Linked DNA regions of Mus musculus: region 1 is linked to region 2. Evidence: chromatin contacts called from ENCODE Hi-C or POLR2A ChIA-PET data. All regions are on one chromosome and are shown on one strand. The core of a region is the stretch at or near the end of the contact, and the rest is flanking DNA. Distances in the headings are between cores, read along the strand shown. Region 1 has its middle 34 kb from the start of Adcy9. Region 2 overlaps Adcy9 (adenylate cyclase 9).

Region 1 (7,743 bases), core at 1,973-4,472, 59 kb before region 2:
CAGGAGAAAGAGGCAAGTGGATCTCTGCTAGCTTGAGGCTAGCCTGGCCTACATAATGAGTTCCAGGACAGCCCAGACCATGTAATGAGACATGTCTCAGAAGCTAAACAATAAAATCAAATCACTTGTCTATGTCTCCAGAGAACTTTTTACAGAGGCTATCTTTGCAAGACCAGCTAATGCAGGAGCAGTGATAACAGCAAGTGTGGCTGCTGCTCACTGAGCCAGCTGCACCCCTGGAGTGACGGCTACACAATTTGGGTGAATTTATATCTGTTCCCAGAATTTCAGTCCCCCTCCTTTCCCCATTCTCATAAATCCTGATTCTTTTCATCCATTTCGGTTGTAGGAATTGTTCAGTTTCCTCTAATCTAGGAATCATCTTTGCCTCATCTGAGTGTCAATCAAGTCCCCTGGTGTGCTAAAGTGTGGAAAGGTGGATGGGAAGAGTAAGCCAGCGCATCTGAGCTTTGCAGAGGGAGACAGTCCTAGTCAGTGGCGCATCCAGGGGCAGAGTAAGCCGCTGCCTAAACTGTGCCCCACAGGCCCTTCCTTATATGTTGCCTTGCAACAAGAACACCTAAATTGTTCCCAGTCCATTGTCAGTGGCGCCTCCTGTGGGATAGGGATACACTGCTATTAGCCCAGTGACTCAGGTGTGATAGGAGTCTCATTGAAGGGAGGTTTTGAAGTTCTTTGAGTCAAATAAGTTTGGAGAGGTGGTGGGACAGCCCTGAACATAACACCATGGGGAAGATGGGTTCATAGTGAATCTTCATTGGCCAGAAAATGTCACCACCCCCCCCCCCCCCCGGGCTTTTATGGACTCAGACAGTGGGCTTCAGCCTTGTATGGATGTAAGGTACTCTCTTGAGGCTTTATTCTGCATGTCTCCTACTTAGTGGGTTCCTTGGAAAGCCTCGATGTCTGTCTCCTTACCAGCTTCCTCCCTGACACAATAAGAAAGCTGCACAGTTTCAGGTAACAGGTGTTAAGAACATATTTTGGTAGAATTTGGGGTAGAGAGCTGTTAAATTTTTACGTTCTAACAATCTCTCCGTAGGTGTTAGATATTTACCAAAGATGGGATGGGCCCTCTACCCACCCTTCCAGATGAGATGGCTCCAGAGAGAGGAAGTGACCGGCCCAAGACTGTACAGACAGCGAGTAGCTGAGCCAGAGCTCCTGCACGCTCCTAGTGGACTGAGGCCAGCCGCCGTTTCTGTGGCACCCCTGGCTGGAGAGCAGCAAGGGTCCTGGATTCTGCTGTGTGTCCACCCCATGTCCACCTTGCCCCTCCTGTGGCTTTCCTTGGATCAGTTTTCTCTCCTGGTTGGCACACTGCCCTCTCTGCTGCAGCCCCCATCTCCATGCCTGCGCCATCTGGGACTCAGTTTTTGATCACTCTGCCTACCCCCTCTACCATGTTCTGCCGAGTGTGGGCCCACACCAACGCAGACTTGCTAAGCACAGAGAGTTCTCCTTATTCATCTGATTGCTTAGAAAGGAAAAAAAACTTGCTTCTCAGATTCAGAGTCCCAATACTGGAACAGTGGAAAGTTAAAAAAATTATTTCCAAAATCTTCCCCCTTGGCACTCACTAGAGTTCCTCCTGTGACCTCTCTCTGCTGATGCTCATCCTTGGCCTGGATTTACACTGCAGACAAGATCAGAGGTTTGTTACATTTGTTGACTTGTTTTGAGACAGGGTCTCATCTATAGTTCCGGCTCCTCAGACTCATGGCAATCCTCCTGGTCCAGTCTGAGTGCTAGGAATACGGGTTTGAGTCACAACGTCTGGCTTAGAATCAGTGGTTAAAAGAGGTTTATCCCCCTGGTCCCTGCCACCCACAACCTGATCTTGTCCAAGGTCAGGATTCCTAGGAAACTCTCAAATATTGGCGATGCCATCCCAGACACAGAGGAGCTGCTGCCTTCATCCTTTCAAGCTGCGGCTTCTTTTCTCTGCTTCTTCTTGATTCTTACTTCCTCTCTCAAGCCATCTTCTTTATAAAGCAGATTTACTCATCCTGTGGTCAAGCTGATATCACCCACTTGTTACCATGTGCAACGCTTTATCAAAGATGCAGCTGTTTTCTGCATGCAGTGTGGTATAGTACTGTGGCTCACTGCTGCCCCTGGGACTAACTACCTAGGAATGGCTGAAACTAGAGACCAGCCAGAGACGCTGGCTGCTCCAGCATGGGACTCTGTCTCTGGAAATGTGTTGCTGCTTTGTGAGTTTGTGAGACCAGGGAAGTGAGAGGCAACCAGGCATAATTGGGGTCAGAGTTCTTCAACCCACAGCACTAGCCTGGGCTGGTTTTTTTTTTTTTAAATCTGTGATGGTGATTTTTATTGTTTCTGTCAGAGAAGGCTTCCTTTCCTTAGGCCTCTCCCCATCTGGGTTGAGCCTTCCTGCAGCAGTTGAAAGGAACTGAAAAGGGGCCTAGCAAGCAGTCATGAAACAGTGGTCTATAAGCAGTCGGGAACCGCCTATCTCAGCTTGGTCTCTGTCTGTCCATATCCAGTTAATCTGTGGTTCCCCGAACGTTCTCCTGGCCCCAACTTGGTAAATGTGGTTCCATTTTCTTGGGTTTCCCTTCCTCTGACTGCTTTATCAAGCTAAGATCTCCTGTGCTGGGACTTCTGTGCAGTGAGAAGCTGTATTCTTGGGTCTCCATCTGCTCCTGAATTGTCCTCTGCCCCACCTTCATCTAAGCAGTCATGTATGGTGCTACAACTGCATGTTGTACGTCCGTTTCTCACACCAGATTCTAGGCTTTCAAAGGACAGAAGTGTTGCTGTCGCTCTACTGTAGCTCTCATTGTAGCTCTATTGTGGTTGCCTTCTGGGTGAATGGAGCAGCATCTACTATGTGTCCACATTTGCAAAGAGTATGGCTTCCAGCCCTTTTTGTTGGAATAAAATTTTCACAGGGAAATACCTCAACCCAGAGCATGAAGAAGGACTTTATATAAGAGATCATGTGCAAGCTGTGTATTCTGCTGGTTTACCAATGCACTAGCTTCCGGTTGTCACTATAATGAACACCCACAGATTTATTGGTTCAAAACACACTTAGTAGCTTGAAGTTCTGAAGGTTAGAAGTTTGCAGTCACTGTCATGGAGTTAAACCACAGCACGTCTATGCTGTTTGAAGGCCGCAGGGAAGAATCCTTGCCATTTAAGCATCTGGAAGCTGCCTACATCCTTTGGCTTGTGATTGCTTCTTCACGTGGCTCCAACCTTCTGCTGCCGGCTTCACTTCTAGAACTGTGATTTCCTGCATCCCTCTCTCATGACTTTCCTGGGCCTACACGAATAGTAAGGATAATCTCGTTTTTATAATTGTATCTGCAATATCCCTTTTGTCATATAAGGTGACATGTTTGCAGGTTCTGAGGATTAGAGCCTGACTGTCTTACAGAAGGCCGTTGTCCAGTGATTCTTTAGTGTCTTCTCATCTGTTTGTGTTAGTTCTTCATGCTATGAAAGACCTGTGCTGCCCCCTCCCAGAAATCTTCTCAGCCCCCCCCCCCCCCCGCCCCAGCTGGATATTCCCTTTACCTCACTGGATGCTCCCCCCTCCCACACACACACTCCACATCCCTCCAGTTGAATGACCCTCAGCCTTGGTTCCTGCTGCTGCCCTTGACCCTGGGCACCTCTCTGTTTAAACCAAGCATCTCTCTGGATATGCGTATTTCTCTCTCTGTATGAACTCAGGGCCACAGTTCTCTCAGGAGAGTCCCAGGCTGACCTCAGCTTGTCTTCCCTCTTCCACAAGGCTCTCCTTCTCTACACCCTCACTCTCAGGTGGAGGTTCTAGTTTATGGGCCTGCCTACATTTTAAGGACCACTACAGTGCATTTCAGTTCTTTGTTTGCAGTCAAGTCTACAGGGCTGGCTGGTGAGTGAGCCTCTGAACACCAGCTGACTTTAGGCAAACCATCTTACCCCAGGTGTCGGTATGGAGCAGTGTGAAATTCTGTCTACTGTTGGAGCTTCTGTGGCATGTGTGACCTATGTCTCTCCTGGGTACAACACATTGTCAGCTGTTACTTTCTGCTCTCAGTCCCTACCGTGAAACCCATCAGGACCAAGGTCTCCAGTGCAGCATACAGTGTTCTACAGGGTCAAATCAAATGAACATGCCACTGAACTTGATGACCAGACCATTTGCAACCTACGTGCTAATAATTGTCTTTGAACAAGGAAATGGTGTTCGTTGCCCATCATTTTCTGACCGTATCTTCCCTTCCAGTTCTGGACTTTGCTACGCCTCATCCACATTCCCCACCATTCCCTCCACATTCCCCACCACTCCCACTGTGGCTTTCCTCTGGCAATTTGCTTTTTAAATGTGTAGTCATCTATCAATGTATTGATTTATATCAAGAACAAGAACTGCCAGGCTGACTAGATCCTATCTCTTGCGCAGCAGGAAAATCTACCCTGAAGGACAACTTGGCCTGGAAGCAAAGGGTACACACAGATGATCTCCAAGAGAGGATGGAGGTCACTCAGCTCCAGGGTCCAAAAGGGGATGGCTTCGGTCAAAGCAGACAGGCCTCAACCCTGTAGGACCCCTTCTTCATCAAGGAGGGCCTCAGGTAGTGCTGTGTCCTGCTAAGCACCGGAAAACTGTGTGAATGAAGAGACAACAGAGACAGACACAGAAAAGCTAGGATCAGGTAGGTTGTGCTAGCTTTGAGCCCCCCTCCCCCGCCCAAAACCCAGAAAATCTATTATGGACAGCACTGGAGGAGGCATAAACTCCTCTGGATAGGAGGTCTCTCTCTGTAGGGAGCAGTCTCAGCCTGCAATTATTCTGGAGGAGGAAGCTGTAGTTGCTGGGTTTTGTGCAGTTGTTAACATTCACAGGCCACCAGCAAAAGGCTTTGCTGTTTCCATATGTCTGACCAGGGGAAGGCTTGCCTTCTGGGATCCTTGCCACAGCCCTGGTACATGGCTGAGGTCATGTGAACAGTACACATCCACTCAGGATTCCTCCTATCCTTACATACATGCTTAAGACTTCTGCTTCTCACAAGGTAGCTTGATGCCTCTGTAGGACAGAGTGCTCCCTGAGACAGGTGAGCAGATTCGACCAGGGAGCACACCCACATAACCTGGGCTATACGTGTCTCAGTCTCCACCAGCATCCCATTTGTGCTTGCTTGACTTTGATAATCAAATACAGCTGTGCCAAAGGAAGGAAGAGAGGACCCAGTTCCTGCAATGTGGTTTTTCCTTCCTCCCTTCTTCCTTCTGCCTGTCCTTTCTCTCATCCTTTCTTCTGGGGATTATTTTATATGGTTGGATAAGTTTTGATGAATGTAGACATCCATGCTGACCAAGAAAGTCCCTTCCTCCCCACATGCATAGCAACTGAAATGATAAATGAACGAAGAAAACATGTTCTAACCGTGCAATAGAATATTACTCAACCACAAAGAGGGATGCGCTAGCACATAGATAAACCTAGAGAACACCCTAGGTGGAAAGAGGCAGTCACCCACCAAAAGGTGGTCTATTGTATGGAACTCTAGACTAGGCCAACAGAGACAGAAAGTAGATTAGTAGTTTCCCTCTAATTAGAAAAATCACTTGAGTTTCTTCAGCATGAAGTGAGTGCTAAGGGTACTAATTTTTCTGGAATTAAATAGTGGTGATAATTGTATAACTGAATATTCTAAAAACTGCTAGAGAGATGGCTCAATGGTTAAAAGTACATGGTGCTCTTGCAGAGGACCCAGGTTTGATTCTCAGCACCCATATGGTAACTTACAACCATCTGTGACTCCAGTTCCAGGGGATTAAGACACCCTTTTCTGACTCCAGAGATGAGGGCACCAGAGAAGTAAGTGGTATACATACATACATATATGCAAACAAAATACTCATATACATAGAATAAACAAATACAATTGAAAAACCTGCTACATTGTTAATTTATTATTATTATTACTGTTATTATTATTAATTATATTGTTACCACTTTCTCTCTTTCTTTCTTTCTTTCTTTCTTTTTTTTTTTTTTTTTGGTATTTTGGTATTTTGGTATTGTGAGACAGGATTTCTCTGTGTAGTTATGGCTATCCTGGAACACACTCCGTAGACTAGGCTATCCTCGAATTCAGAGATCCACCTACCTCTGCCTCCTGAGTGCTAGGATTAAAGGAGTGTACCACCATCACCCGGCCTCATTGTGCACTCAACTTCATGGTATGTAAAATATATATCAGTATATATCAGTAGGATTGAAAATTTTAACAACTATAGAACATTGTCATTACATAGGAAGTGCTTTCAAGGTTGTAATCCCGACCAATCCCCAGTCCCTGGAGATCCCCACTCTGGCTTCAGTTGGCTGTATCTGCTCTTGAGGTTCAGGTACAGTCCTGTGTGACAGAACAATGTGAATGTTTTAAGAAACACAGCTTTGCCTGGGTGGTGGTAGTGCACGCCTTTAATCCCAGCACTTGGGAGGCAGAAGCAGGCAGATTTCTGAGTTCGAGGCAGCCTGGTCTACAGAGTGAGTTCCAGGACAGCCAGAGCTATACAGAGAAACCCTGTCTCGAAAAAAACAAAACAAAACAAAACAAAACAAAACAACCCAAAAACCAAGAAACATGGCTTTGTGTAAGCACATTGCTGTTGGGTCTCATAGAGCATGTGTACACTGGACAGCTGTGGCTCTCCTATGTAATGTGGCCCATGCGTGACTAAATACCATTATAAGGTAGTTGACTACAATCAGATTATGAATTATTTACTCACTTTCATAAGACTTTTCAAAAATTGTACTCTGAATAATGTTTTTGACATTTGTTTATATTGTTGTAACAGTAGTTTGTGCATGTCCTCCTCTAACTTTAGGATTTACTAGTTTTTAAAATTATATTTATTGGATGTGTGTATGTGTGTGTAGCAAATCCTGTGTGTCAGGGGACAACTTGTGGCAGTCAGCTCTTTTCTTCCATCATGTCAATCCTGGGCATTTAACCCAGGTGCTCAGGCTTGGCAGCTTGGCAGTACCACTACCGGATGAGCATCTCCCAGGCCATGATTTACAACTGAAAAGCCATTTCCCTTACAGACGGACACTTGTTCCAGTTGCAGGTTTTTTTCTATTTTAAGTAGAATTGCTATGATATTCTTACACAAAGTTTTTCATGGACCCTTGAAGTAAAACTGCTGGGTCCTGGGTTTTTATTTCGTAGTTTAGCAGTGAAACTGGTAGACTTTTCTCTAAGTGATTTACGACTTCTATCCCCATGGACAAAGTCTGAGAGTTCTGGATGCTCCACACCCTCGCTAACTTCGGTATGGCCAGTCTCTTTAACTGTAGTGTTGTCTGAGAGAACAGGCAGTCTTCTTAACAGCTGGATCATCTCTCCAGCCCTGTTAGGTAAGATGCTTTACTTTGTATTTTTATTTATGTGCACATGTGTGTCTGTAGGAGGTATGCCACATGTGTGCACATGCCTACAGAGACTAAAAGAGGGCACTGACTCTTCTATAGTCAGGTGTTATGAGCATCCAGATGTGGGTGCTGGGACCTGAACTTGTGTCCTTCCTCCTGAAGAGCCCAAGAGCTCTTAACCACTGAGCCATCTCTTCAAGTCCCTAGTTCAGCTTCACCTTGAGGCATGATATAATGAGTTGAAGTTCATTCTTGCCCTTTAGATAATTTGCTGAGAAGACAGTTTTTTTTTTTAATTGGTGCCTTTGTTG
Region 2 (7,312 bases), core at 541-3,040:
GTATGCAGTTGCAGATCACGTAAGATGGTTTTAGATCAATGGAGTGCAGATGAAGGGAATCTGCTGATGGATATCGGCAGGCAGACTCCACAGTGTGGTAGGCCCCTTTCCTAAGGCAGGGATGTGGTAGGGAGAACATGTTGACTAGGGAGAACAAAGAGAGGGGTTTCTCCAGAGATGGGCTTGCTAACTGTACTTTACTCATGGTCACATGGCATAGACATACTGTGATCCACATTGGAGAAGATTACTTCAGTGTGCAGTCAGTGTGGTCATGCTGATGAAGGGGTTGGTCATGCATCTTAGAAGTACAGAAAATAGTCCCAGAAGGAGCCTTGGTCATCTGCGTCAGCTGATGAGTTCCTGCAGGCAATAGGGCAGGAACAAGATGCACAGATACGGACGGCTATTACAGGGCAGTCCCAGTGTGGGCCAGTGATTAGCCATGGACACACTATGCTGCACTCTTGCTGAACTGACATCTGTTGTGAGTAGGGACAGGATGGGGTCCCTATCCTCATATCACCATGTTGGAACTATCCTTGTATCACCATGTTGGAACTGGAATTTTTTTTTCTTGCTCTGGCCCCACTTGTTCTTTCCCTGAGTGGAAGGCTTAAGATTTATTTAATTTATGTGTGTGAGTACAATGTCACTTTCTTCAGACACATCAGAAGAGGGCGCCAGATCTCATTTTAGATGGTTATGAGCCACCATGTGGTTGCTGGGAATGGAACTCAGGACCTCTGGAAGAGTAGTCAGTGCTCTGAACTGCTGAGCCATCTCACCAGCCCTGGAACTGGAATCTTAAATTTCCCCCCTCATCTCCTGGTCACGTTTTGAAACATGACTTTTCACTAGAATCTTACACTGATAGAGAGGAGTCTGCTACTTCTTGGTATGATGTGTGTTTTAGAGACATTTGTGGACATGGATTTAACCTGAATGCTACACTGGTACTGAGAACGAAACCTCCATTAAGTAGAGTCATTATTCGGTGGGCCCTGACCCCTCCACCAGCCACTGGGCTCTTTGCAGGTCTTGATGTGTCTTCAGAAGTGTCTAGGTCCTTTGTCTTCAGATGCTGCCTGGGATGAAGCTGTTGCTTCCTTCTCAGAATTCCTTGGAACCTCGGGATTAAGTGGGGCCCTTCCTTGTCCTGTAGCACACAGGATGCTGCCAACTGTCTTCAAAGCAGTAGACATGGGATTCTTCTTCCCCTCCCCCTCTCCACTGTGCATAGCCCCAGAGCAACACACCATCCTCCCTGCCTCCTTTGAGCTTTCAGCCTCCCCTCTCTGCCTTGCACACACCCCTCACCTGCTGTCTTGGGGAGCTTGTCAGGAAGGTTGTGAGCACTGCTGAATGTCAAGGGGAATGTGCTCTAACGTGGTGAGAGATTTATCCCTTTAACAGTCACTGCAAAGTGCCTTCAGTTTCAGTGCCAATTTGTCTTTTCAGAAAATGTAACAAGCATAATTCTTCAACTTTGGCCTGGATCACCGAGAAGTGTCACTTGTTCTTGGGAATGAGTACCTCCCATGGGGCCAGCTCTTTCGTGTCAGGGTCCTCTCTCGGGCCTGAGGAGAACATAGGAGCGGGCAGCTGGACTGTGGTCCAGACTACTGGTGTAGTCTTTTCTGTACATAAAGTGGAGTTTATCATTCCTATTTCTAATCTATGTTCCATGAGTAAAGACACAGGCAAGATGCCTGCAGTTCCAGGAACGTTAGCATAAGTGCTCCTCGAGGGTTGTCCCCAATTTATTCCCTCCCAGGTCACACCATGCACATACGTAAGCTTGCTTTTCCTTCTTCATAAAGCTCTCTCCTATAAATACTCCTTAGTTTAAAAATAATGTTTCCCTACCGTGAGTCAAGGCTCAGCTCTTCTGTCTAATTTTAGCTCCTTGTTTTTATGAACTTGGAGATGTTTTCCTTAACCAAAAAACAGAATAAAGAAAGAAAAGAAAGAAGCTGCAGAGACGAAGGTCCCCTTGCTTCATTCCCCAGTAGCCCTCATCTCTGAGGGCAGGTTCTTTTTATATTATTATTAAGCATCTGATTGAAAATTAAGATTGTGAATTAAGACAGGGGTTAGATGAGACACAAAAGGAAAAACAAGCTTTGGTTGGTCATTTGTTGGGCTGTGGGAAAGGGTTTGGGAGTTTAAGATCGGTGTGGGAGCATGCCAAGAACTTAGGTTAGAGGTCTGGGGCGGACTACCCTGATTCTGAAAGCATGTGCTTAAATTGCTTCTATTGTATCAATTTTGAGTGAAAAATTAATGAAGAAGTCAAAGTACATAATTTGACTCCTGTTACCAAAGATGACCTTTGTGTGAGACAGTGTGACTTACTCTTGTATATAGACAGTGATTATTTATTGATTAAAAGTGGTACCAGCAGGGCAGGAGAGATGGCTCAGAAGGTAAGAGCACACACTCTGCGCTAGCATAGGATTAGATTCTGTTCCTAGCACATGTTAGGTGGCCCACAGTTGTAACTCCAGCTCCAGGGAATCTGACACCTCTCGCTTCTGCAGGCCACACACACACACACACACACACACACACACACACCCCACACACTGAAAAATAATAAAAGCAAATATATTAAAAAGTAATACTAACCAACTTCTCTTAAATTTTTATTTTATGTGGGTTGTGTGTATGTGTGTGAGAGAGAGAGAGAGAGAGGAGAGAGGGGAGAGAGAGATGTTGTTGTTTTGGGACTGGGTCTTACTATGTAGCTTACTCCTGCCTTCAACTTAATATTTTGCCCAACATAGTCTCAAGGTTGCAGTGATCCTCCTGCATCAGACTCCTGAGTACTGAGATTGCAGGCGTGTGCCACCATTCTGTCTATGCATACCATACATATTTATTTATACTGTAACTATTTCTTGAACTGACAAACCATAGTTCAGTAATGCATTTCTTTTGTGAGCTTTTGGATTGCCCCCCCCCCCCCACTTTGTAGTTGTGGCTCTAGGGAGTTTATAACTTTCAGTCTTCTGTATCTAGGCAGATGCCAGGGTAATAGACTTTACTTTTTTATTATAAAGAGAAGCTTGTTTATACTCTTAAGTGTTAGAAAAGTCTTATGGGAGAAAGATTTTAAAATGTTTTTATTTTTATGTATTAATTATATATACTATTTATTTATTATGGCATTCCATACATGTACATACGCATTTGGATCATACTTTTCTCATGGAAGTCTTCAGGTGTCATGTAGGCAGGCAGACCTGCTGCAGTTCAGGAGTGCAGTAGCCTCAGCGTGCCTGGAGTCAGCACTCCAGACCTCTCTGGCTCCTTCCTTTGGCTCTTACGCTCACTCTGAGCCTTTCCTCCCACCCCCGATGTGCCCTTATTTTTGGAGGAGATGGTATAGATGTCCTGTTTATAAGAAAAAAAAAACTCTGAAAGTAACTATAACCAGAAACAACATTATTAATGTTTTAGTATACTGCTTGTATTTTTTCCAGTGTAGCTAATAGTAATTATCAACATGCATCAATAATTACCTTGTGAGAAATGGTATTATTGTAAGCATACCCTTTTGTAACCTTATTTTTACATAAACAGACCAAAGACTTCTTTTTTGTGTTATTGTTTATATGTATCTCTAATTCTACTTTAAATGATTGTTTATTTTATTACAGGGACATTTATCCAGGAAAATCCATCTTGTTGGAGCTTGTAGTTGCTTCCAACATTGTGTATAGCATCATCATGATGCTATATGTACGTTTTCCAGACGTTTCTCAAATCGGCTTCTGGCTCATGGAGAATGTCATGCTTATTTGGCAGCATTTGGTTCCATTCATAATGAACACAGTGGCATGTTACCTTATGGTCCCTGGTGTCTCTAATTTGATGGGACAGCCGCAGCATTGTAAGTGCTAATGGCATAGTGATTAATCTTATAGGCTCATGTTAACGGCTAATGGAACCAAATACACCCCTCCTGGGTTTCTCTTCTCATGAGTTGTGTATGAATTAGGATGTTTGCCTTTCTATTGGGTGACTTGTGATAGCTCTTTATACAAATACCTTAAATTTCCATCTTCCAAATAAATTGAAATTTGTCTTTTAATCATTGATATTTCTCAAGATATTGAAATCTTTTTCTGTATTAGTCTTACCTATCACTGTTGCCTTTTATGTTGCTATATTTGGAGACATGATTAAAAGATTTGCCTTCACTCCAGGATCATGTAAAATATGTACTTGTATTTTCTCCTAATGATTATGTTAACTCTTTGTGCCTTTTTGTTTTGTTTTGTTTTGTCCGTCTCTCTGTGTAATTCTGACTGTCCTGGAACTCCCTGTATATTGAATTCCCAGGATGGCCTCGAACTCAAAGAGACCTGCCTCTCTCTGTCTCCTGAGTGCTAGAATCCTGGAATTAAAGTCGTATACCACTATGCCTGGCTAATTCTGTTTTTTATTTTGTTTGAATCTTATCTTCATCTAACATTTATGTTGGTATGGGGCATGGGTGATCTTACTGTCTAGGCAGATACTTGGTGCCACTTATATATGTATAGTTGATATATACCACTTATGAATTTATAGAATTCTGCTTATATACATCTTTCCCTGTAGGTCTTTATTGTTTGTTTCTATGCATCTGTTCTTCCAGATAAGCCTTAGTGTTCTTGTTTCATCATAAATAAACAATTGCATTTTTATTCAAGTTCTGACATAGATTAACTTGATAGTGTGAGTTTAGAGCAGTGGTTCTAAGCTGTAGGTCCTGACCTTCCCAGGGGTCGAATGACTGACCCTTTCACAGGGGTTGCATAGCAGATATTTACATTACAGTTCATATCCATGGCAAAATTGTAGCTATGAAGTAACAATGAAAATGGTTTTATGGCTGGGGGTCCCCACAACATGAGGAACTACAGTAAAGGGTCACAGTGTTCGGAAGGTTGGGGCCGCTGGCTTAGAGCCTCTCACCCAGTGTCTGTCTGTTTAAAGAGCTTTTGCATACAGTGTATATTGTTTTTTGTTTGTTTTGAGACAGGGTTTTTCTGTGTTGCCTTGGCTGTCCTAGAACTCATTCTATAGACAACACTGGCCTTGAACTCAGAGAGACCTGCCTGCCTCTACTTCTCGAGACAGGGTTTTTCTGTGTTGCCTTGGCTGTCCTAGAACTCATTCTATAGACCACTCTGGCCTTGAACTCACAGAGACCACCTGCCTCTACTTCTCGAGACAGGGTTTTTCTGTGTTGCCTTGGCTGTCCTAGAACCCATTCTATAGACCACTCTGGCCTTGAACTCGCAGAGACCGCCTGCCTCTACTTCTCGAGTGCTGGGACATGATGACTGTTTACTTTTACGTACCTCTTAAATTTATCCTTAAGTTTTACTATTTTTCATTCCAACTACAAATAGGGCTCTTTCTCAGCAAGGCTTCCTAACATGGTTAGAATTTAGGAAGCTTGCCGGTTTCTCTCATTTGCATACAGTAAAATCCACAGTTGGATGCATTTTAATAAAAGCCTGCAGTTTGGTAACCACTGACACATTAGCTGCACACATCAACAACATACCTAAAGATTCCTTTCTCCCCATCAGTCTTGGTGACTACTGGCCTGCTTTCTTTTGCTGCACTCCCCCCCTCCCCCATTTTGCTGACTGTCATAGAAATGAGATTATAGGGCTGGAGAGATGGCGCAGTGGTTAAGATGGCTGCTGTTTCAGAGGACCAGGGTTCAAGTCCCAGCATCCACACAGAGGCTCACAAGCATTTAATTCCAATCTCAGGGCATCAGATTTTCTCTTCTGTCCTCTGTACACATGTGATGTACAGATATGTGCAGGTAAAACACCTATACATAAAAATAAATTATATTTTAATTAAAGAAATAGTATTATATGGTGTGTCTTTAGTGACTGCTCCCCCCCCAACCCCCCGCCTCAGGAAGCCACTTGAGAGTTCTGCCATTGCCTGCTCCAGTCATTTGTCCTGTCTTGAGTTGGCAAGGAACACTCATTCATTTAGGTGGCGCGCAGTTTTAATCAATCTGTTTATCAGTCAGGGAACATTCGGTTGTCTCAGTTCTCAGATATTATAAATAAAGCTGTTGTGATCATGCAGACTTGTATCTCTCAGGTTAAACAGTCAGGGAACCATATGGTGTTTAACTTCTTAAGAAGCAGTAAAGCTGATAATGTTATTTTTCTTTGAAATTGGTGACTTAGCTGAATGCTTATTTGGTCTAACTGTTTTTGATATAGTCTCTCACTGTGTAGTTTTTGATCGCCTGGTGTTCACCGTATAAACCAGACTGGTTGCAAACTTAGTGGTTCGAATCTTTCTGAGCCCGAGTCTTTCCCAGAGATCTGTTTTCTTCCTGGAAGTCCCGCTTATTCTCTCCTCCCCTGATGTGGGCCAGTCTGCTCTTGATTGACAGGTAATGTTTTACACAGTACATAAGAGATTACCCCTACAAATTGGTAGCTCAGGGTTTCGTTAGAGACCTTGTCTCAAAGATTGGGGGGGGGGGTGTTGATTGTGGACAACATTTAACCTTGGCATCTGAACCTACACACAAACATGCACATACATGATTTTTCACACACATATCTACACTGCACTATACACATAAATAAATAGATGCCTCTAATTTGTCAGCACATATTTATTGTGAGGTGAGGTGGCTGGATGTCTCTACTCATCCTTTTTGTACCAATTGAGTTATTCTTTTTGTTCGTCCCTCCCATCCAGAGCCTGGCCTTGAACCAGTGATCTTTCTAGTGCCCCAGCCTCCTAGGTGCTGGGGTTATAGGTGTGTGCCACACATCCAGGGTCATTCTGGGTATTCTTAACTCCCTAGGGGTCCTCTCCATGCTCGCCATTGTAAGATTCACTTAGACGCTAAAGATAAAAGCTTGGAAATGCCTCCTCAGGGAAGACATTGCTTTCTCCATTTATGACAAGAACTAGATGCTGTGAGTGAATGGGAGCTAGAAAACTAGAACTCTTGTCTAGATTTCTGGTTGGTTGAGGTTTTTTTTTTTTAATTATTTATGTTTTGGTTTGGTTTGGTTTTTGATTTTTCATTTTTGAAGACAGAGTGTCTCTGTATAGCCTTGGCTGCCTTAGAATTCACTTTATAGACCAGGCTGGCCTCAAACTTAGAGGTCCATCTGCCCCTGCCTACTAACTACTGGATTTTTATTTATGTATATGTGTGCATGCATCTTGTGTGTGCCTGTGTGTATCTATGTATGTGTTTGTGTGCATGTGTGTGTATGTGTGCCTTGGCACATTCAACTTTAGTGCTTGTCTCATT

Evidence for each region. Hi-C counts contacts between places; a loop is a spot of excess contacts on that map. ChIA-PET counts read pairs that join two places held with the same protein, here RNA polymerase II (POLR2A).
Region 1: a map of regulatory T cell shows a loop between it and region 2 (2.1-fold over the local background). The contact joins two enhancer-like sites. A Hi-C loop is called at or near these places in 1 of 37 maps with a recorded cell type or tissue (regulatory T cell). POLR2A ChIA-PET finds 5 or more read pairs at or near these places in 1 of 5 experiments (embryonic stem cell).

What each region holds. Positions count from the first base shown.
Region 1 is chr16:4,450,240-4,457,982 of GRCm38, reverse strand. No RefSeq gene overlaps it. Among named protein-coding and RNA genes, the nearest start is that of Adcy9, 34 kb to the right of the region's middle. Within about 2 kb of position 3,222, at least 1 of the 3 ENCODE cell types and tissues checked has a DNase peak (open chromatin) inside an H3K27ac peak, as active enhancers do.
Region 2 is chr16:4,390,380-4,397,691 of GRCm38, reverse strand. All of the region lies in intron 2 of Adcy9 (adenylate cyclase 9), which reads left to right. Among named protein-coding and RNA genes, the nearest start is that of Adcy9, 26 kb to the left of the region's middle. Within about 2 kb of position 1,790, at least 1 of the 3 ENCODE cell types and tissues checked has a DNase peak (open chromatin) inside an H3K27ac peak, as active enhancers do.